Linked DNA regions of Mus musculus: regions 1 and 2 are each linked to region 3. Evidence: chromatin loops called from intact Hi-C (ENCODE). Cell type or tissue: left cerebral cortex. All regions are shown on one strand.

The links. A loop is a pair of places that touch in the nucleus more often than their neighbours do. Peaks named below come from ENCODE experiments on the same cell type or tissue, not always from the same donor. Only the 100,000 strongest peaks of a DNase experiment are listed, where the experiment ranks them.
Region 1: a loop joins it to region 3, with 9 times the contacts of the local background. A loop is called at or near these places in 14 of 42 quality-filtered maps.
Region 2: a loop joins it to region 3, with 4 times the contacts of the local background. A loop is called at or near these places in 4 of 42 quality-filtered maps.

What each region holds. Positions count from the first base shown.
Region 1 is chr13:101,690,521-101,698,520 of GRCm38, forward strand. It overlaps Pik3r1 (phosphoinositide-3-kinase regulatory subunit 1), which reads right to left. Exons shown (of 16, transcript NM_001077495.2): 8 at 1-63. Among named protein-coding and RNA genes, the nearest start is that of Pik3r1, 74 kb to the right of the region's middle. In left cerebral cortex, CTCF peaks have their summits at 1,035, 3,645 and 5,562 (motif pointing left); DNase peaks (open chromatin) are centred at 759, 1,343, 1,927, 2,790 and 5 more places; H3K4me3 peaks cover 4,898 bases; H3K27ac peaks cover 5,862 bases.
Region 2 is chr13:101,212,018-101,220,017 of GRCm38, forward strand. No RefSeq gene overlaps it. Among named protein-coding and RNA genes, the nearest start is that of 5930438M14Rik, 16 kb to the right of the region's middle. In left cerebral cortex, no CTCF peak of the experiment used is centred here; DNase peaks (open chromatin) are centred at 709, 1,740, 3,333, 3,998 and 6 more places; H3K27ac peaks cover 5,096 bases.
Region 3 is chr13:100,888,289-100,896,288 of GRCm38, forward strand. No RefSeq gene overlaps it. Among named protein-coding and RNA genes, the nearest start is that of Gm41040, 28 kb to the left of the region's middle. In left cerebral cortex, a CTCF peak has its summit at 4,052 (motif pointing right); DNase peaks (open chromatin) are centred at 2,375, 4,104, 4,658, 5,392 and 1 more place; H3K4me3 peaks cover 668 bases; H3K27ac peaks cover 4,383 bases.

The DNA.
Region 1 (8,000 bases), 800 kb after region 3:
ACATATTGTTGTTCATGCTGTTGTTGGCTACAGTAGTGGGCTTGGGTGGTTTGGGGGGCAGTGCTGCAGGCAAAAGAGGAGACCAAAAAAAGTTGTAATCCGAACTCCCAAGTGTACATTTAAAATTAGACTTGCATCTTTTCATTATAAAAACAAACAAACAAACAAAAAGTAAGGGGTAGGGGGTGAGTGGTATAATCCTATTTTAGTTAAAATATATAAAAATTCAATTCAATTTTCAGTTAAAAGGCAATTGAATTTACTAAAAACATTTACAATGGAGGGGGAAAGGGGAGGGGTGGGAACGGATACCAGGAATTCATAATTTCATGTGCCATGGAAGACACTAGTCTTTGAAGGAAATCTCAGAATATGACTTAAAACTAAAACTGGAAAGGAAAAAGTAGTAGTGCATGACAGGGGTAGGGGTGCAGAGATGACACAGACAGACAGACCAACCTAGAGATTAGGAAATACATGGGGCTGGCTGTGGGAGAAAATTTCATAGCAAATCCAGAGTCGACATTCTCTACTTCTAGATTTTATCTGCACTAAAGTTGTGCACCCTAGCAGCTCCGTCTAAAGTAAGAAACCAGGAACATCTGAGAAGCAGAAATAACAGGAGCTGGGCTTTCATTCCTCTCCCTTAATTACGAAAGGCAAATTTGGTTGCTGTGCCCTGCCTGAACACAGCAGTCACATTTAAAGCAGCCCTCATTTGCAGCAAGCATGCTTTAAGAACTGGGTTTTTCTATGTTGATACTTCAGGCACAGCTCTGCCAAAGCCACTTTAAGAACCTCATCTGTGACCTAAATCTCCTTAGTCTCCATGTTACTCTTCTGCTGGGGGACGCTGGGCTTTAGATGCCAGATCCGGTTAAAAACCCTATCCCCTTCTTCAGTGTCAAATCAGCACCCACAGGGTGGCAAGAAGCCCCTCGGCGTCTCTGAGTTCCCTCGTGGTAGGAAGGGCTGACCCCAGAGGGAACAACCAATGAGCCTAAGATTTTTAGCTAAATCCAAAACCATTAACTTTGAAAGCACTGTAACTGCTTGAATTTATGCCCCGGGAAGATTCCAGGTGTCTAGTAAGACTATTTTACAAAGGCGAGGAAAGACAACTTCTTTTCCCATTGTAGTATCTCAGCATGAGAGAGAGAGAGAGAGAGCGAGAAAGTCCCCACATCTGATTTATGAGAGAGTCTCGGATCATCAGAAACCAGTTTGAGTCACTGCTACATCTCACATGCTTTCTGAAGCACCCGGTGTCATCAAAGTACCACAGAGCCCAGAGCCAGCAGAGAAAAGCCTCACAAAGGACACGTCCTCTTAATGAAAGGAACAAAATACAACAATATAGCCCAACTTGCCAAGGATCACAATTAACAAAAGACAGCAGCGGACAGAAAAAGTAGAAACCAGTTCCCATGCATTCAGCAAGAACCAGCATTTATCAGACACAGCCTGGGCTGCTTGCTGCTACAGGCAGGCAAAGAGTCTATTTAATTTTAAAGTTCTAATCAAACTAATTTTAAACCGTGAAACACATCAGTAAAAATAGCAACCTCAAGAGGATCTGTTACAGCAGCTTTCAAAAAGAAAAAAAAAAAAAATTAAAGTCACAGAATTATCTAGCTCTCTCCGTTAATACTGCAGTTTTACCTGGTGGATCCATTTCTATATAAAACACCAAGTCTGTGCCACAGTTTATATCTGTCTTGGCACACTCTAAGTCCAGGTCTTCCATAGTCCAAACCGTGGTGTACATGTGTGCGACAGTTTCCTTGGCTTTGCTCGGTTATAAGAAAAGAGTCCGGCTTTCTTTGTAATGGTGTCTTGGAATTCATTTTAAAACCTATACGGCCCGCACTGTAACCTATTACATCACACACCCCAGCCAATCAAGTCAGAAAAATGTCACCAGACCACTCCTGCTTCGTCAGTTCTCCTGGATGCCAGCTTCACACGGCCCCAGCCTCTCTCTGAGAGCCTACATGTCACGCCGGCTCTGCTCTGCTCCGCTCCGGCATCTCCGTGCTCACCATTTAAGGTGTTTAATTTGCCTGCTCTCTCCCAGCCCTGTGCTCTCTAAGTCTCTCTTTATTACTCTGCAGCATGGTACATTCCACCGTGGGCAGATTGACGAGAGCTGATAAACTGCAGCTTCCAGCTCCGTCCCCTTCGTGCATCTGGGTTTAGAGATAGCCTGGCTATTCCTTGGTATAAAAAAAAAAAAAAAATCTTACAAAGGCACCAAAATATCCCTAAGGTCTCTATTACAGCCCTTAGATATCACGCATATATTAGAAGCAGAAAAGATCCGAGCACTCTGGATATTTAAATCCAGTCTTCCACAATTCACTGAGAGCTTGGATTTTAAACACTGCCATAGACGCACCACATTAGAGAGAGAGAGAGAGAGAGAGAGAGAGAGAGAGAGAGAGAGAGAGAGGCTTAAAGACAGTACTTAGGCAAAATGCCTCTATCAGATATCCCAAGGTCAAAACAAGACTTTATAGAATAATCATGAAAATTCAGCACAGGAATGAAGCTGTCTATTATTTGTAGAAATGCTAAGCATATGCTCAATAGTGGTGAGTTTCAATGTTACTGCCTAAGACACTGGGCAAGAGGATGCTTCTGAAAAAAAAAAAAAGGCAGTATATCAGAACGCAGAGTACAGGTGCTCTCTGCCAAGTGTCTCACTCAGGAACCCATCTCATTGCTAGCTGCTTTAAGGAAGGTGATGTAATCTCTCTCTCTCTCTCTGTGCCCCCCCCCCCACTTCTCTCTTTAGCTCAGAGCCCTACTGAGGGATGGGGGGGGGCGGTCGGACAAATATTCCTTCTTAGTAGTGTTCAATATAAAGAAATCAATTTCCCTACAAATGTAATGATTCATTTTGGCTCTTTAAATCATTCTGCATGCAATTCTGTCACCAAGACTGGAGCTTGATATACGTTGCCCCTGGGAGCCAGAACCTCTTGACATTTACATGGATGGTTGGGGTAATGCTGCAATGTAAATGTGGCTTCCTTTTAAAGAGTGGGCTTTGTGGCTGTGAATGTTGTGCACCTAGGGAAGGATTTACACAACACGGGGGTGGGGGAGCACTTTACATTTCTATCCCAATTGGAATCGCACAGCATTAAAAGTGGAGCAGGGCATTCCGTTCTCTGGATGCTGTCCACTGGCGTCCCTTCTCTACCGCATTTCTGTATTATTGGAGACTCAACCTGTCCCCTTCCACCTCATACTTCTCTATTTGCCGGTAGATTAGAAACCCAAAGTTTAAATAAGTCTAAACTCAACGTCAAATAAAAATGGTAGAGAAGTGTGTCCTTAGATAAGATAAATTTTTAAAAAAGTAGTTTAATTTAAAACGTTGAGTCTTCTCCCAAAAGTAAAGAGACAGGTTGTCTGGGCAGTAAGGCCCAAGGGTTAGCCCACAGGGGACTTATGTACGGCACTCAGTAAAATCAGCCTAGCTGTAGACTGCTGCTGCCCATGTGGCAAGGGAACCCAAAGAGCAGGTCTGGGAGACAGGTGATTTTCCACGGTCCCTGCAAGCCCTGGCTTGGCCCCAACTTCCTGCCCAGTACTTTCTAAACTCCAAACTAAACCCCATCTCTTCTCCGCAGTGTCCCCCCCTGGAGGACAGAAGGGAGTGTCTCCCTAATCGCCCATCTGCTCTCCCCAGGCAGCACTCACCCAGGCGCACACACTTCCAGCGCTCACACACACACACACACACACACACCCCCGCCCGCCCAGCCAAACTAGAGAGGACGCCTTGCAGATAAAGAGCCCGGTGCAGAGAAGTGCATAAATGAAAGAAAAAAAAAAAAGACTTACTTTGCAGGTTATGCATTTCAACGGTTTCGCTTTGAACTGCCAGTATCCCACAGAGAAAAAAAAAAAAAAAAATTCAAAGAAGCTGTTCTTCTACCAAGTGGTCCCAGCCCCTGAGGTTCTCCCGCCCGCCCGGTACCGGCAGTAAAGAACCTAGCTGGAGGAGAGCGCGCAAGGCGGGGGCGCGCGACTCTCAGCCCGGCTGCCGGCTCCCCGGGGCTAGGCTGCAGCGGGTCCCTCCGCCCCACGCCCCGCCCCGGCAGCAAGTCCCCGGCTCCGCGAGAAGAGCCCCCTGGGTCGAGCTACTGCACCGGGGAAGAAAGGAGCCCCGGCGGGCGCTCGCACGTCTCGCTCAGATAAAGATCGAGGCTTCATGATTAACTCGGGCAGGTTCAAATATTTGCTGAGCTAGGGATTTTGGGAGGGGGAGGGGCACCCAAGTCAAAGTCAAAGTTGTCATCAGGCTGACAAGTGGCCGAGGCAAGACTAACTTGCTCATTTTCGTCCGGGAAATGAGAAGGGCATTGTAAGGGGGTGCTGAAAATAGTCCTCCCTGGTGGCCATGGTGCCTGTAACGCGCTGGCAGCCCCCGCTCCGGGGACTCAAGTGGGCCGCAGTGAAGCAGCACAGGAAGTAATCCACCTAGTTCATCAAAAAATAGAATCAAAGCCGCGTTTGTGAAGGCCTGAACCTCTCGGAACAGCTCAGGACAGGGTGCCTCTCTCTCGTGTCCTCCTCCTCCCACGCACTGGCACAGTCAGCCCCGCAGGTGTTAACAGGAAAGCCCTTCACATAGCGCATCACACGCAGGCTAGCAGCCCCGGGAGGGCATCCTTCAAGCAAGCCCAGATCTTTAAGGAGTCAACTTCAGCTCACCTTCAAATAGCCCTAGGACTTTCTAATCTGGAGTATCTAAGAGGTGTGTCTGCACTGGGTTAACTGGTGTGTCTGCACTGGGTTAAGTGCTGGCTGGGTGTGACAAAGGGACAGAGAAGGACGCGCTTTCCCTTCTCTGGGATTCTAGTCTGTAATTTGAGAAAGTTGCAGCTAACTGGGTTTAGGGTTGCTGGGTGGACAGAAATCAAGTCTTTTCCTAGGAAACGTCCCCATGGCATCTGCCCAGAAGCCCCCACTTCTTTTGAACCATTAACGGAAAAAAAATCACAAAGCCCCCAAAAACTTTTGGTCCTAAATTCCATTCTCAGCCCACTGCCCCTAGTCTTGGCTTTCCTTGGTCATGGAAAGTCGAAACTAACAAGCTGAATTTACTTTCTTTTAGGCCACTCTGAAGAAAAACTAAAAACCAAAAAGCAAAAACAAACCCTCACACCTATAACAAAACTCTGGCTTTCTTGTTTTCTTCTTTTAGCTTAAGAAAAACAAAGGTCCTTCTTATTTTCATGCATTGCCCTGATCTCAAAAGAGTTTCTCTGGAAGAAACATCAGACATTGGCTTCTTACAAATACCTGTCTGTGCGACGATTAAACTGTAAATCTGACAGTCTATTTTGTCTCAGAACAAAAGTATCTACCGTTAAACAGTATATACCAGAAAAGGTCCCGAATAGCCATGGACAGGTTGTTTCAAACAAACTCCTCACTATATGTACAATCCCCTACCACGGAGGCTCTATTAAGGACATTAACTCCAAGTGTGAGCAGAAGCTTTCTGCTCTTTATTAGTTTAAGGAGGGCGCCCTCTGCTGGCAGAACGGAGTAAATCATGCCTGCTTAAGAGACAACCATCAACTTCCAGTTTCACCTCCTCCGTATCCAAATAGCCCCACAAATTAATAACACATAATTATAAATAGCTTATAAATATACGTAATTCACTACTAAACCAAAGTCACAGGTGTCACAATTACCTAGGAATTTATTTCCACTTGGCTAATAAGCCCCTTTAAAAAGAAACTTGTGCTTTCTTGGCATCCTATCTATTTGGGGCTGCTAAGACCCATTGCACATGCATAACGGAAGGCTCACTTCACCTTCTGGATGCTTCAGGCCAGTGAGAACCCCTTTTCTCAGGGTTTTGTACAACTCACTTCAGAGGCAAAGGCAGGCCAGGGTTCGACTTGCCAGTAGATTTCAGCTAGCCAAGAAACTCTCATGATTATTAACATGTGTTTCCAAGTTCTGTGACATGCTTTCTGCTCTGAACAAGACCTCTTGGGGCATCACCCGAGACCTGGAAAGCTTGCTTCTCAGAGACTCATGTGCACCACTGTCAATGAACAAAAGCCAGGGAAAACAGGCAGCAGGAGGGAAAAATGAATTATCCAAAGTTACCCAGGGTAAAAAGAATATGTTTCTTCACAATTCCAATGTAAGACATCTTAGAAAGTAGGGCCCTCCAGCACGGGGCTAATTCATGACTCCATATCCATGCGAGCTCAATGAACCCACATTAAGAAAAAACACCCTTTCCCTTTCCAGTTAATAAACAAACCCAGGTTTACATACCAAAAATATATAATAATAATAATCCAGACACAGGCTACAGGCTTTCTGCAAAGGCACACCCACGCCCACTGTCTAGCAGACAGAGGAACTCCCCCTCCCACCCCACCCCCCATCCTGTGATGTCTGTCCCTTCAGAGTCAGAGAAAGCTGTACCCTGAAAACAAAAGTAAAAACATGGCCTAGCACGTGCCCAGGGCAGCGATCACGTGGCACTCGGGGAACTCGAGTAAAACTTTTCTAGTTTTCATGAGATGGAATCAGCTCTCCCCTGTTCCTCTACCCCTCTTGGGGCCTGCATCTTTTTCAACGTCTCAGATCTTACCTTAGAGACAACTCTCTCATGTCAGGCCATATTTTAAACCCAATGGGAGGAAAAACAAATGAGAGAAAAGTGAAACTCTGAAAGTTATTTCCCTCGTCTTCGTGTTTGCTTACATCTACAGCTGAGAATGCAGCCCGGGGTGTTTCAAGCAAGATGCATGGATTCTGCGATGTTTTGCAAAGCACCAACAGTTAAAAATCAACCTTGACATGTGTAGGAGGGCAGCGGGGGTGGGAAGGTGGGGGGTGGGGGGGTCACTTCTTTCCTCCGCCTGGCTTGCGGGTGCAATATTAGCCTCCAATTATGCTACATTAATATTTCTGAATATATCCATGAAATCCGAAACACGGGTAGTATTCAGAGGTACCCTGTGTTCACAGTGATCTCTACTGTGGTTGCCCTGTGGGATCAGCTTAGCTCCCCCCTCCCCGTGCCCCTCCCTGCCCCCGCCCCGTCTGAGGAGCCTAAGGAATTCCAGAAAACCTGCTGTTCAGCTTCAGATATAATGAAGACTTCTCAACCAGAGGGGATGGAGGGCAAGCTGACAATAGAGCTCTGAAAGCATACTGTCCCCATCACCTGTCCCCATCTGTGTCTCCTTCCATAAATCAAGGAATCTTTACCTCAGAGGGCTGCTGGGTGCAGGAAATCAGTTGGCTTCTGAGATTTCACTGCAATCTGAACAGCTTATCAGTGTATGTGTATATATGGAGAATTAGGAGGCTGCTAATTCCAGACACTAATTGGAATGAATCAAAATGAGGAATAGCCTTTGTCTTTGCTTCTTAGAAATGTAGCTGAACCAATTAAATTTACAGTAAAAAAGCAAACAACCAACAACCACAGGGCAGTTTAAGATAAGGGAACAGGGGCTGAAGAACACACACAGGGAATGGGCCATGTTAACAACCTGCAGAGAAAGCACACCGGGACTGGTTGGGACACAGATAGAGTGGATGGCACTGGGAACACTGTGTACGGTTGTACTTTCTGTACACTGTGCAAGGGCACACTGGCAAGGTGACAGAGGGAGTGGCGTTGACACCTAGGCCACTCCACCCACCAAGACACACAGCTTGTTAAATCCTAACCACCGAGGGAGAGAGGTTCAACTCTCCTTCCACTACAAACACCTCGTGGAGATTTGTCCCCCAAACTACCCACATAGGACTGGGATCCTTTGCTGCATATGGCCCTAAGATCTTCCCTCTCTCCTTGTTAGCTCAATACTTTCTGAGAACTTCAGAAGGCCTTTTCATTAGACACTGAAAACAGGCCCATGATTCGTAATGGATCCAGTAATGTAGGCAGATTAATCCAGTAATGACCTGCAGATGGGACAGGCTGAACTCAAAGGTAG
Region 2 (8,000 bases), 320 kb after region 3:
CATAGAACAGTGCATGGGGCAGGTGAGCCCAAGGCTCAAATGATTTCTGGGATGCTTTCAGGAGCTAGTGGCCGCCAATTGACAGAAAAATAAAAACGCAGGCAGGGGAAAACAAAGGGGAGACCAGTATATCAGCTCTGCGCATCTGCTCAGCTTTCTGTACTTTGTTCATGAATTCCAAACGGTTCTTATGGTGGATTGGAGGAGCGTTCTCAGCCATTCATTTGTAATCCCTAGGTCTCCCTAGGCAAGCTGGCATCAGATAGCTACCTCCTGCATTTCTGTGTTTGTTTCCTGACCTGTTCTCACCCTAGGACTTCTGTGGTCAGTTATAATGCAGGATGTTGCAGCATAGTGCAATGTTCCCCAGGGGTAGCAGGAGGGCATCATGAAGTAGCCAGAGTGGCTGTCATAGAGCCCACTGGTATAACTTTGCTATTTGGCTAACATCCTACATGTTCACAGATGGACTCCAAATCTTCCGTGACTTTGATGAGTGATCCCCACCCCCCGCTCCCAGGCTTTTTATCTGCTCCCAAAAGTTCAAGGCTTAACTTTTCAGTTGGTAGCTTCTAGTAACTTGAGTGTTCTGGAGGAAACTGTTCTGGGAAAATTTTCCATGAATTCTTTCCATTTGCATAAATTAAAGAGGAGGAAAATGGAGCGTGAATGGAGAGTGTGTGGGAGCAGGTGAATTGTTATCAGGAGCTCAGGCAGCTGTGTACCCCAGTATACTGCTCAACGCCTTCTGTTGGAAGGGGACTAGCTATGGATTAGTGCCAAACAGGTTTTTCTGCCCGATCCAGACCTTCATCCTGTAGCTTCCATTCTGCTAAGGTATCTGCAACTTACTTCTTAACTCAGTGGCAGCCAAAGTTGAACTTGAGTTCTGTGTCTAAGTAGAAGCCAAAAGAATTTTTTCCTGGGCACATCAAATGCAGATCTCTGATGGTCAGGGGCTCAGACTCTCCTGAAGCCTCTACTTATAAAAGTGGGACAGAGTAAGTGCTGGACCTCTAGTGTGCTAAAACCCAGCTGCTTAGGCCAGGAGAGACCTTGCAAAACTAGGACAGACATGCGTTGAAACAGGGCCTTTTGCTGTAATGGGCTTGGACCGTTATAATCTTGGAGAGGAAGAAGCAACTCAGTTTATTTCTACTGCGAGATAATTCTCTTTGTAGCTGCATTCCTTTCTTGCTTGAGAAGACTCTGTCTTCCTGGCTGAGTAAAGGGGCAGCGTGCACATGCTCCTTTGTTCGGAAACAAAGCTCTCACACTGATGGGTGTTTTGATTGACTTCTGAGACCCTTTGGTAGTAGTGGATGCTGAACAAACCTCATTACTCTGAGACTTTTTTGGGTGTGAATCCTCTCAGAACCCTTGAATGAACTGTGCAAACATCTAAGGCTGGCTTCAGTTGCTTCTGCCTCAGTGGGGCTGACAGTGAGCTGTGGCGCTGATACGACATTTATATTCTCAACAGCATGTTAGGGCTGCTTTTACATTATTTATTTATTTAATTTTTTTTAATGTCAATTAAACCACTGTGCAGCCAGTCCAGGACGCTTCCCAGCAGAATACGGGTCTGAAAGAGAAGTGCATTCGCTGGTAAATGAAACCCCAATGGGGACAAAATTAACAGGAGGCCTGTTGTAAACTCAGGGGCCCTCCGCTTCTCTCTCCTGTCCTCAGTCTGTGTTTGCACGCGGAAGCTTTTTCTCTCACACAGAAGCTCAGTGAAGTAACTGTTCTCACTAGCTGGCAACGGGCCAGCTTGCTCAGAGGTGTGAAGAGAGATCTGGGAGTGGATAATTAAGTATCTAAGCAGTTGAAAATTTGAAATTGTCAGGAGAGAGGAGTTGTCATTAACTCACCAGGTCTAACTCTTAAACATATTTATTGAGTTTTTTTTTCTCTTTTGTCCCCGTTCTTGCCAGTGAGAAGAACAAACAAACAAACAAACAAACAAAAATTTGAAAGAAAATTCCTCTTCAGTCTAGAGCAGTGGTTCTCAGCCCTCCTAATGCTGTGACCCTTTAATACAGTTCCTTATATTGTGCTGACCCCCAGCCGTAAAATTATTTTTTTTGTTGCTATTTCAGAAGTATAATGTTGTTACTGTTACAAATCATAATGTAAATATCTGTGTTTTCTTACGGTCTTAGGCAGCCCCCAAGGGACTCGTGACCCACAGGTTGAGAACCAGTTTTCTAGATCTTCTTTGCCCTGGATTCAGCTCTTTAAGGAAGGGGTTGCACAGCAGTTCTGAGCAAGCCATTAGTAGCAAAGTCCTTGGACTCTTTCCAGCCTGCCTGTGGTCTCCTGCTGGGCCATCTCCCAGAGCTGGTCCTGTTTTGGGTGGGAAAGGATGGTGCCATCTTGAGGCTCTTCCTGTATGCTCTCTCCTTCTCCCAGGGGGAACTGGCATATGGTGCAGGGTTACTTCATTTAAGAATAAATGGGATATTGAGAATTTACATAAAATTACTTAGTGTGATGGCTATTCTTGTTTGTCAACTTGATATCCAGGATTAAGTAAAGCCCAACTGGCTATGTACACCTGTGGGGACTTTTTTTTTTTTTTTAATTAAATCATTTGGAGTGGGAAGACGACTTTAATTCAGATCTTTTGAAGTGTTGCCACCTTTAATCTGGGCCATACCTGGTGGCAACCCATACAAAGGACATGAAGATGGGCACTTGCTTTCTTTGCCTATTTGCCCTTACCTTGCTTAGCAAGTCCACTCTTTTGCTGTCATTAGAGCCTACTTCTTCAGGATTCCAGCGTCTCCTGAAGATCACCTAAGATGGAACAGTTACTGTATTCTTGGACTTTCTGTTGTTGGACAGCCATTGTTGGACAGCTGGACCACAGCCTGTAAACCACTCTAATAAAAATCTCTCTCTCTCTCTCTGTATCTCTATGTGTGTGTGTGTGTGTGTGTGTGTGTGTGTGTATATGAAGCTTCCAGACCAAATTCTTTCCAGGTTTAAACTCCAAGTAGTCTCTTAAATATCCTGGATTCTGAAATATATATATTTCATATGAATGAAATATAGGTATTTATTTCATATATATATATTTCATATATATAATTCTATCAGTTCTGTTTCTCTAGAGAACCCTGACTAATATACTTGGTGAGAAGTGGGTAGGGCTGAAGGCAGTTTAGATTAAAAGGGAATCCTTCTGTGATTTTTTTTTAAAAGTAAAATATTGAATCTTTTTTTGAAGCACATTATCACATCCCGATTTATCCCATTTAAATCTGGAATACCACATGGAGGCTTGACTTTATCTGGAGCACACATTCACAGAGCTAGTTCAAAGCCAGAATGTCCTCCCCACCCCCCATGCCCCACCCCCGGGGCTGAAGAGACACTCCTCTGAAACAGTGTACCTGCTGGTTTCTGGATGCTGACACTGGCATGCTCTGAGTGGGCACCCGCTGCATGCTTATTGAATCCATGGAAAGAAGGGTCAAATGAGACATTAACGTTTAAAATGTGACCAAAGGGACAAGATTTCAGGATTCGGGATTAAGATGGATATTTGAGAGGCTGCTTGGGGTTTAAATTTAGGAAGAATCTGGCCTGGGATTTTCATGTAAGAGCTGGGTCCTATTCTGCCTAATGGACTGTAACATAATCCTTTTCACTCTCAAGCAGCCCACAGCAGCATCTACACAGCATAGTCACCCGTGACAGCTTCCTAGTGAGGGTGGGTTCCGGTTGTATTCCTTTCTCCGTGTCAGGACATGGCTTCAAATTCAGGCACAGGTCAAGGGCTGCTGACAAAGCATCATCAACACCGTGTGCTGCATGCCATGGCCTCCTCTCGGGAAAGCCTCAGTGGGAGGCGGTCCAAACAGGGTCCTGCCTGGAGTATCCCTTACGGAGAAGCAAGGGCTCGGTTCTTAGAAACTGACTCTCCCGTTCAGGTTACACGTGGGGGGAAAACCAGGGTTGCCTGTTTGAATGGCACACTCTCTCAGTGCCTGTTTCCAAACTCCAGCTGAGCTGACATGTGGTGGACATGATTTCAACTCGGGAGCAGGTTTCATTTAATCCACAGGGCATCTGAGTTACACGGGAACCAAATGAGAAACAGACGTGACTACAGGTGCCTTTCGCCCTGCTCTTGGGCAATGAACTCAAAGGTGTCTTTGATTTCAGTAAGAAATTTGGCAGGGAGCTTGTTCATAAAGTGGTTTCATTGCAGTGGCTTTTGGTAAAAAGGCTTCTCTCTCCTTCCACTTGACTCGTACCACACACATTCAAATATACATAAAACTCCCATCAGGAAGAGTAGCAGCACTGTGCTAAAAATAAAACTTAAATTAAAAGCCCACTTCAGTAACCTGTAAGTTTCCCATTCTTCCTGCTAATGGTCATTGGTTTTTCTCACCTTGGATGGCCTGATTTCAAATAGGTAATTATTACCAACAAGTCCAGAATAGTGTCAGACCTATTGTGTAAATTATACGGCTTTTAAATATATTGATGAGTCAATATTTAACCAAGGCAGGTTAAGTCAGTCAACTCCAGCAGGGACAAACCACATTTGTTCTGTAAGCATGCAGCTGGAGAAGGGCCTGGGAGTGGGCCTGGCAAAATCTCGATTTCCTGGACCCAAAGTTCTTGTACGATGGGAGCAAGTTCTGTCCTCATATGGCTCAAAGGCCAGGCCCTTTGGAAAACTCTTTTGTATTCTCCAGCCATGCGTATGTTAAAGGCAAAGGAGACTCACTCTGAGATCCAGATAAGCTAAAGGCCTGGACAGAGAAGTGGCCCATTTGTCCACGTGTTGGAAGCAGGGAAAATGTGTGTCATTTCTACCCGCAGGCCTGTTGACTTTGGGCAAGACACATTACATTTCAGGCACTCAACTGCCTCATTTGCAAAACCGTAAAATAGAAGCCTGGACGTATTCAGGACATTGTTATCCTTTAGGGCTTGATTCTGTGAGAAGTTTGACTTTGATTGTGACTCCTGGGTGGAAAGCACTGTAGGTGGCTTTTCTCACTTAGAAACCCTAAACCGTATCTGTCCAAGTCTGGGTGCACAGGTTGTGTGCATGGTGCGATGCCAGCAAGAACAGCTCACGCAGACTGCGAACTGGATGGTAACCTCCACACCTCAAGTTGTGCAATGGTGCCACCCTGCCTTGAAAATGCAGTCTATCTTCTTTCCTCCTAACGAATAGACTGAGGTTGTAAGATTTTTTTTTTTCTTTTAAATTCCTGTGTTTGCTGGAATTCTGCCAACTTCTTCCCTCAGCCTCCTTTCTGAGGAGACTTTTTTTCATCATCCAAAGCCCTGATTAGAATAAAACTAACAGCTCGTTTAAAGGGTAATCATTCCCACTCCAATGGCTTCTGCTCTGACAATGAGAAGAAGAGAGTCAGAATGGGAGTCCTGCCTGATGCAGGCTGTTTTCAGTCTTCTCCAATTTATAGACCTAGGTTTAACCTAATTCTCATGATGAAAGATTCAGAGGCTGGGCGCTGGGGGATGATTGGGGGATGAGTGTGGGGCTGTAATAAATGGGATTCGCCTACTTACCAAAGAGATCCCACCCTTTTTCTTACCTCTTTCACCATGTTAGGACAGACAGAGAAGATTGGCATCTGAACGGGCCCTCAGTAGGGTTTGAGCATCCCAAGTTCCATAATTGTAAGGACTAAAGCTCTGTTGTTATAAACTCCCTCCTCAGAGTCTCCGGTATTGTGTTATAGTACCTTTACTAAGATACACACCAAGCTATGTTGCTACCCTTCTCTGACATAGAACATGGCGGACAGGGTGGTCTCAGATGACGTCTTTTTGGTGTATTGGAGATGAGTATTCTTTGTATTTTTGATACATACGGATATAGATAGAAAACCTTTATCTGTTGTACAGGTCCATCAGAAACTTGGTAGCTAGTGAAATGGCGGAGTGGGCCTGGTTTGATTCCCAGAATCCACATAATGTAAAGAGAGGTCTAACTCTTACAAATTTTCTTGTGTGCCACACACACACACACACACACACACACACACACACACACACACACACAAAGTTTAAAAATGTAAAGTAAAATGAAAACAAAACCTTAATAGGTGCCATCTGCAACAGAGAGCTGGATTCATGCTTGTATGCAGATATTTTTAATCTTTAACTGGGGCTGATCTTATCTCAGCCTCAAGCTGCCTGGGAAATATAGGTTCCTGTGCAACAATCGGTGACTGACTCTGTCCCCACTTGTGGATACGAGGGTCCCTGGGGTTCTTCAAGCTCTCCTGTCCCTTGTAGGGAGCAGAACTGGATTAAAAATATTGCTGCCTAAAAATAACAAGTGGGTACTGACGAGCTTTTTTTTTTTTTTTTTTGTTACCATTGGGTATGGATTAACTCTTCTTTTTCAGAAACCAGATTAATGTCTAAAGTCTTGGGGGCGGGGTTCCCTCAGTTGGAAAGGTGTTTTTGTCACCCCCACGCCCCTCCTGCTCGGAGGCAAGCTACCCTTTGCCAAGTCCTCCCTTTGTCAATTCTTGCAGCTGCAGGCATTTAGCTTCAGGGTGTGTCCTAGGGACAGGCAGGCTTACTCTCCCATGCCTATCAGGCTGTTTGCCCTCTAATGATGAGATAATCTGACTTTGCATGTCAGACCTGTCTCATCACTGAGTCCTGCTCAGTCCCTCTTCCTGAGTATGTGTGTGCTTTTTTTAAATTTAATTTTATTTTATTTTTTTAGCGTGAGTGTTGGTTTTGAAGGCTTTTTCATTTCACGATCCCCTCAGGTTCTTGCTTCCAAACCTTGCAGGTTTTGCAATATGAATTTGAATCCTGACTTGGCAATTTCTGGTTATATGACCTTTGGAAAGGTGTTCTATTCTTTGGTAGGAAGCTTCCTCCTCTATACAAAATGCATACACAATTGTGCCTATCCTAATAGCTTTCTGAACCACTCAAGGCAATGCTGCAATACCCCAGTCTGCTGCTCAACACACAGAAAAGCCAGGGTGGAGGGCTGGTATGGCTCAGGATTGAGTCTTATGAAGTGGATGCCACACTCCCGTTCCTTCAAGCCAGTGTCTCTCCCAGCGATATCAGTTTTCCTAAGCACTGCTCATGTGCACAGTTGGTACTTTGATGGGCCTCTGGCTTCTATGTCTAATTTCATCCTGTTACAATCTATCCCATACCTTTCTCAAAAATTAATTGAAAGCACATCAATTTTTGCATATGAAACCTTTAAGTGATACCAAACTTCCCGTTGGTACAAGCAACTATCACATAGCAAAATTCCAGCTGAAATATCCAAATGTGTTTCTTTCCATGACCTAAATGTACCAACACTCCCTTAAAGTTTACCCTAGACGTGTGAGCGTGTCTGCTCTGCCAACTCTCTTTTACACAGGAGCAGCTGCATGTACAGAAACAGATGGTTCTGTGAGTTGGGCTGTTGACCCAATGGCTGCTATTTTGTGACCAAAAATGTATGACCACGCTTTAAATGGTGAACTAGTTCAATTAGATTTTCTCTTGGGACTATCAACTACAGTCCCGGAAAGAATTTTCTCACTAATATAATTGAGGCAAAAAAAAAAAAAAAATCCACGAAAATAGTTGATGGAGACCTGAAAGACCAAAGCTACAGGCGAGAGGAGCTGAAGGAGAAACAGGAATTAGAACCAGGCAGAACAAGTATGCTGTAGCATATGCTAGCTTCTGATAAATATTCACTGAAGAGTGGCCAGATGCTGTTGGAACAGAATCGAAAGAAACAGTCACATAGAGTGCAGACTAATGGGGTAGGCCATGAAGAGCATCTCTTTGAAAGAGCTCTATAGGTCTGGTTTCAGCCCAATGCTTAGTTTCTGTTATTGAATTTCAGAGACATTATGTCGTGTCACTTCATATGCACACAGATGCACACACATGCACACACACACACATATGCAAGCATACATTCTTACACAAAGCAAATTCATCACACAGTTTATACTTTCCAC
Region 3 (8,000 bases):
AGAACATTTCTTTCTACTCATAGGCACCTTTTATCTGGAATAATCCCTTCTCCCCTATTTTTTTTTTTTTTTTTGAACAGGAAACTATATTAAAGTAACAGGTATTTATCCATCTGACATTACCAAATTCCCATAAAAACACCAGATGCTGCCACGTAGACAGAGACACATTTCGCTATTCCTTTGTGTTCATTTCCTTAACCATCCTGGTGTGAGAAAAGGATCAGGTACTTCTCTGAAGAGACAAAAATCTGTGCCCCACCCGCACTCCAAGAGGATCTTAGTCAAGCCTGGACTCGAACTTCTTAAGTAGTTAAGGATGGCTTTGAGTTCCTGCCTCTAGTGATTGGTGTGGAACTGACACATGATCTTATATAGCCAATGGGACAGCTGAGGGACTAGAGACTGTTGAGATCTGGTCTCGCTGTCTATTGTAATGCTAAGTGCGGGGCAGGGCGCCCAAGACCTGGAGTCTGCATGTACACTCCTTACCCTGCTGCTCCCAAGTTATTTCTGATTGGTAAATAAAGATGCCAACAGTCAATAGCTGGGCAGAAGAGACATAGGTGAGGGTTAGGTTTCATGGGCTTGGGGTCTGGGGAGAACCACAAGAAAAGGGAGGAGGAGGAGAAGCCACCATGGGTTAGGTGAGCCATAAAAAAAACGTGGCCCTGAGGCCTGGCCAATTGGAGTTAAGAGCAGCCCAGATAAAACATATTAAGTAATAACTCAAGGTTACCTATAGGAAAGTAGATTTAATAGCTTAGAGGGTAGATATCTGCCCAGCTCTTGTGCTGTTTAAGGCTCATTGTAAATATAAAGGTTGTGTGTGTATATATGTATGTATATTTAATCTGGGATCTAATTAATTGGTCTAGAGTGGGGTAGAAACCCCAGTTTAGGATTAAGTAATTCCTACAAGTGAGTCTTGTTTTTCCATTAAAACCCAAAAGGATATGGGTTGTAGTCCACAAAGAAAAAGTCAGCTGAGAATGAGCTGACAGAGAATACAAAACCTGAGAGAAAGCAGAAAACGTTTGCCTACCAGAGAAAACTCAGATGACTGGGCAGAGCTGTGGATGAAGGTGAAACTCTGCTGTGGGTTAAACCATGTCTCCCCCACCCTCCCATCAAAGATGTGCTGAAGTTCTAACTTAGAAGCTAGGGGGATGTGACCTTATTGCAAATAGGGCTTTGCAGATATGATTGAGACATAGATTAAGATGAGGTTATATAAAACTTGAGTTAGACATCATCTCAAGATGGTATGCATCATAATAGCAAGAGCAGAAGCTGAGAGATAGAAGAGATATGTGAAGACATACAGATATAGATGTGTGTGAACCCCCCTCCCCCACACACACCGGGGCTTTAGGGAGTAGCACCGGGGCTCCCAGGTTGGGCTGCCCTTTGTCCACCCCCCACCCCCCACCAAAGAGTGGGTCAGAGGCTTGAATGCCCACCCGGGGCTGGCTGAGGGGAAAGCATATGGCAGCTCTCCCAATTCTGACTGTCCAGAGCATAGGTGGAACTCTGGTGGGACGTGGGTCTTTCCTCCCACTCTTCCTCCAGGCCCCCTTTTTAGTCCCCACCCCTACACGTCCTGTGATAGTCAACAAGCCAAGGAACACCAGGGGCTTCTGGGAGACAGGGGAGACTAGGAATGGGTGAGGAGGGGCCTGTAGAGGGAGCAGAGATGGATGATTCCCGAATCTCAGCCTTTTTATCTCCAGAGCTATGAACAATAAATCCTGGATAGCTTAAGTCATCAGATGTATCTAAGTTTTGCCATGGCAACCCTAGAAAATTAGTGCAACAAACACATGCAAAACTAAAGGTGGGAAAAAGGATCTACCTGCCTGCCTCTTCCTTCCTTCCTTCCCTCCCTCCCTCCCTCCCTCCCTCCCTCCCTCCCTCCCTCCCTCCCTCCCTCCTTCCTTTCTTCCTTCCTTCCTTCCTCCCTTCCTCCCTCCCTCCCTCCCTCCCTTCCTCACTTCCTCCTTCCCTCCTTTCCTTCCTTCCTGCTTTCCTGCCTTCTTCCTGACTCCCTGCCTCCCTTTCCGGGGAGAATAACAGTTTATCTAGGCAAGGGGGTGGGAGGTGAGCATGGCATAATACAAGGTAGAACTGTCAAAATTTAATATTCATCATCCTATAAACATTGATGGTCCCTCTTAGCAAAATTACAATCCATTGGGAAGACTGTATGTGGCGGGGTTGTGTGTGTGCAGGTGGCTGTGCACGCATGAAGTCATCTTCCATGGTGCAGAATACGTAATGCTGAACCGGAGAACTCCAGGAGTAGTGACATAAACATTTTAGAATTGCAAGGGTAAGGAGGAGATGGGATCGCCAGGGCTGTGTGTGTGGGAACAGGATTGTGGAATGACTTATGTACTGTGTGCATGAATAACTTCCCTGTGATGAAAAGCTGCTTTAAAAAGAATTCTCAGGACTCACTGAGAGATGGCTCAGCAGTTAAGAGTGCATACTGCTCTTGCAGAGGACCAGAGTTAAGTTCCTGAACTTATGTGAGGTAGGTCACAACCTAACACCAGCTCCCGAGGATCTAATGTGTTCTGGCCTCCTCAGGAAACCATGTTTACAAACACCTCCCCCCTTACATATAATTAAGATGCTAAAATAAGGGACTGGAGAGATGATGGCTCAGTCGTTCAGCGCATTGGTTGCTATTCTAGAGGACTCAGGTTTGATTCCCAGCACCCACATAGTGGTTCACAAACATTTACAGTTTCACTTCTAGGAGATACCACACCCTTTTCTGGTCTCTGCTATCACCAGGCACACAAATGGTGCACAGACATTGTCTAGTCAGGGTTCTCTAGAGTCACAGAGCTTATGGAGAGTCTCTATATAGTAAAGGAATTTACTGATGACTTACAGTCTGCAGTCCGATTCCCAACAATGGTTCAGTAGTAGCTGTGAATGGAAGTGCAAGGATCTAGCAGTTACTCAGTCCCACACGACAAGCAGGCGAAAGAATGAGAGTGAGACTCCCTTCTTTCAATGTCCTTATATGGTCTCCAGTAGAAGGTGTAGCTCAGATTAAAGGTGTGTGCCACCACATCTTTAATCCCAGAAGACCTTGAACTCGGAGATCTCCCTGTCTTAATCTTCTGGAATCCATAGCCACTATGCCTCAAGATCTCCATACCAAGATCCAGACCAGAAACTTCTATCTCCCAGCCTTCAGATAAGGGTCACTGGTGAGCCTTCCAATTCTGGATTGTAGTTCATTCCAAATATAGTCAAGTTGACAACCAGGAATAGCCACTACAGACATGCATGCAAGCAAAATATCCATACATATAAAATAAAAAAACATTGTTACACAAAGCTAAAATAAAGAAAAAAAGAAAAGAATTATTGATATATGAAATCATTTATAGGAATAGGAATATGTTGATTTTGGAGACAAAGTTTGAGCTTAGACACATTTTATTTGGGGGGGGGGTGATTGTTAATTTCTCTGTTCCCTAGGCCTGAGGAAGGGTTGAGTACAGTCGGTTCCTACAACTTTCCTATCTCCCCTTATGCCACATTCACATCCTACTCTTATAAAAGGATAAAAGTGTCCATTATTTTGTTTGCACAAACTGGAAAAACAATAAGGTTCATTTTACCAAATTTTTCTTCAAAACTGAAACCTAGAGAGATGAAACTTTGGAAAGATCAATCTTTTAGAAAAACATATTACATCTTATTTATCGATCGTGAGTCTGTAAAGGGCATGCATCACAGCCCAAATGTGGGGGTCAGAGGACAACTTGTAGGAGTTGATTTTCTCCTTTTACTATGTGAGTCCAAGGGATGGAACTCACGTCACTAGCCTTGGTGGCAAGTGTATTTACCCCTTAAGTTACCTCGCTGGCTCAGGTAAGCACCACCTCTTGGGAGTGGGAGTCCCAGGAACCTTCTTATTCCTCGAGGAATTAGTAAATTCACCAGAACTAAGAACTTCCTGCAAATGCCTCTCCAATCCTTAGTTCTCAAGGAGCGAGGGCTCAGCCTGCACTGCCACAATTCGCCATTAGAGGGCAGTGCAGCCGCGAGAGCCGAGGAAGGAGGGGGCGAAGGATGCTTCTTAGCACTTGGAGAGTGGGAGGAAGTGTCTCGCAATGTTTGCACTTGAAGCATCTCAGTAGTTAGATATTTCACTGGCACAAATGGCGTGTCCTCTTCTAAATTTTGTGCGAATATGAAAAGGCAGTAACTTTGATCTTAGTGCATGTTCTATGGCTATCTATTTCGTTTCGAGCCAGGAATTTATTAGGACATCGAAGGGAAAGGCAAGAAGAACTTTAGATGGGCACATCTCTATTTCCCTACTTTTGCGATAGATTTAGTACACGCTCTGAAAGAATACAGTGCCGGCTGAAAAGTGCTCTGTTTCCTCTCTATTATTCTAAAATAGATGTGCTTCTCTCACGCATGGATGGACCATTTACCCCTGATTTGTATCTCGGGGACAAATCTGACTCGTTAGCGCCGTTATTTGTAAACTGCTAACCTGGTTCCCTGCGCTCTTGTAACGCTATCTTGATGGGTTGCTGTGAAAATGTGAAGCTGCCTGTCAGGCAGGAAAAATTATGTAAAAATGATGTGGGTATAGAAAATGGAATCGACAAAATGTAATAAACTCCCCCTGGGCTGGAGAGCCGAGCTGCATATGTAATGAAGTAGTTTAGGATTACGTCACCTTTTATATAACATCTGGCAGTGACTTTTATTTCAGAGCTAATTTGAAGAAGCCGGGAGCTCTTTTTTTTTTTTTTTCCTTCTCCCTCCCAGAGCCTGCCTTTATCTGAAAGAAGTAAAAGGAACAGTTACATTTTGCATGCAAAGGAAGCTGGAGTGGTTAGATTATTTCCTTGGGGTAATGGAGAAAGGGAAAAAGAAATAGAAGAAAGGTCAGGTGAACACAGCAGAGGGGATGGATAGGTTTGTGGGATTCTTAGACACACTGGACCAGTGCAAGCAGCCAGACAGATAACCTGGGTGGCTTGGCTCTCCTCTCCTCTTCCCTCTCCACTGCCCTTGCTTGGTCAGCATATACCTGATCCAAGAATACCATGGCAATAGTTTGTCTGTAAATATTTGATTCGTAGTAACAAGTTATAAAAATGTCTTAGATGATTGCTTAGTCCTTTGGTTTCTTTATCTTTCAAGGAGAAAGCCATCCCTCCAAACAACACCTGCCTTCCCTACAGTGTCCAGAAGCACACATCTGTTACAGTATTCACACAGTCAGCTCGACTCTGTCTTTTTGTCTAGATCAACAGTGATGAAGGTCTACGAATTTCCTCTCGTGGAAGAGAGAGCTCAGGATGGTTGGGACCATCTTTGCATCTCTCCTTTTTTTGCTGCTCCAAGCTTCTCTGCCAAGCTTGTCTTGTCACAGTCTGGTCCTTGCTGACTGAACTGTGTTTGATGACCTCACTGTCCCTCTTCATGATATGTTTTGAATCTTCCAGTCTTACTAAAACCCCAAGATATCCTTTCCTGAATCCCAAGGCCACGTGTATAATTCAGACGGGAGATTTTCTTACTTTTTTTTTTTTTTTTTTTTTGTGGCTGATGACTTTCCAACAGCGTGTTTGAGAGTTAGTGGGATGTTTCAAAGTCAAACAATAGATTTGCATATGATAAGGGAGAACGTGTTCTCAAGAAGCTGAAGTATGCTATGAAATCCATAATTATGATTTCTGCCAGTGCCGCCTTCTTCAGGCCTTGGCAACCCTATGGGTGAGCGAGAACAGGCATGTGGGCGTCAGTGGGTGGGAACTGCCAGTCGTTGTGGGTTGAGGGAAGTTAAATCCAGGAATCTTTCTTTTCAAGACTCGGGTCTTCTTGTAATCCCAGCCTCAGAAGGCAAGGGCTATGCTAGAGGGTCTAGATGTCAGCCTACGTCCTGAGGACAACTATGTGAGAGCCTGTGAGATGATCGTCATATCAGTGGACACGGTGTATTGGGTGGACATGGGTAGAGTGTTGGAGCAAATGGGGCCAGCCAAAGGACCCTTTGGTGGATTACCATCATGTGGGCTAGCAAGCTCTAGGCCATGAACCCCGAGACTTTGTAGGCAAGGAGTGGTCTTGGCTTTGTTTGTGGGGACTTTTATCTGGTAGCTTGGGAGGCAACTGCTGGAGGAGTTCTGTTGTCCTAACTTGGACTTTACCTTCCTCGAAGGAACCATGGCTGCTGGTCACTGGAGTAGCTGTATTGTTACTCTTTAGGGATAATCTCTCGTGCACTGTGTGGAGGCATCACCTGTCAATAAAGAGCTGATGGCCAATGAGCTGAAGCAGGATTAGAAGGTGGGACATTTGACAGAGAGAGGGGAAAGTCTGGGAGATAGTTAGAAGCAGGAGATTCAACCTGGACTGGAAGGAATGGCAGCTATACAATAGTTTACACTGGTTAATTAAGTTATAAGTTGGACTGGGAACAGCCCAAGCTTAAGCCCTATGCATAGTACATAAAGAGGCCTCTGAGTTGTTATTTGAGGGCATAGGTGGAAAAGCCCGTGGTTTCATTAATGTTAGGTAATTTAGATTGAAGTCTGAGTGAGGTCTGGAGGTGTCAGTATGTTTAATATTGATGCTGTGGTGTGTAGGCTATGAATCATCGTGTGGCATTCTACCCCCAAACACACTGTCAGTGTCATTACTTTTTAAGTATGTGCCATATGTTTGTGGGTCAGAAATTTGAGCCAGTGCTGAGCTGGGCAATTTAACCACAGTGACTTAGTGGTCTAGTGTGTACTGAAGGGTCTACAATGGGTCCACTCATGGGACTGGGTCTTATGTAGCAGGATATAGACTTCAGACCTGTTTTCTTTCTCCAGAACCGTTCTACAGGTTTTCTCTAGAAAGACCATTAGGATTTTACACAGTGCCTTACTCAGAATTTGGCCAGGTCTCTGAAAGTCTAAGCTCAGAACTGACAACGTATCAATTCCGTTGCACTTCTGTGGTCAAATTCATTGCATGGCAGCTCAGAATAAGAATGTAATAAAATAGCTGGTGATACATGCCTTTAATCCCAGCACTTGGGAGGCAGAGGCAGGTGAATCTCTGCTTTCAAGGCCAGCTTGATCTACAAGTAACAGAGAAATCCTGTCTCAAAAAAACAAAAAAACAAAACAAAACAAACAAACAAACAAAAAAACCCAAAACAAAACCAAACCAAAACCAAACCAACCAACCAACCAAAAGTAATAAAGCAGATCCTGTCTCCTAAGGAAAGGAGTGTTGCCGAATCTTTAGCCATCTTTGATCTACTAGGTAAATGTTGCACACACAAAGTGTATGGGGACAGGGCAAGAATGAGGACTATATAAAGAAAGACATTCCTTTTCTGTGGTAGTAGTGAAGAGTCAGGTTTCTCAAGTGAATGGAGGTCTCTGGGAGGGCTGTCCTTCCTTCCCTTCCACCTGAGGACAGTGTTCCAAAGGAGGAATTAGGGACATTTCTCATTTTCTCTACTATGCTGCATAGCAAGCTAGGGACTAAGCAAGCAATGGACTATCCAGGCTTGAAAGCCTTTCAGATTCTTCAGTTTGTACAGAGCAGGGTAGGGGAGAGCTAGAACTGGTTTTCAAAACTCCAATTAGACTACATTTAATTTCTTTTGTTGATAACGTCTATATACTGTACAGAACATACAAACGCTGGAATAAAATCATTGTTTTGTAACTGTAGTCACAACATAATCCTGACAGCCACCGTGCAGGTCCCCTTCTTCATCTCTCATTTAATTTAATTAACTTTTCTGCTTTTCTCTCCCCTCACCTTCACTCTTTCTCTTCCCACTCCTGTGTTCACAATACATACTGTCTTCTCTTCTTGTACCTTGCTTTTTCATAGCTGTCTCAAATCAGTGAGTATAGATTAACTTAGTTTCCACCCCTTAAAAAGCTATATGGTATTCTGTTGCATGAACATGATACAATCATGTCTTTTCTTCTTCTTTTTTT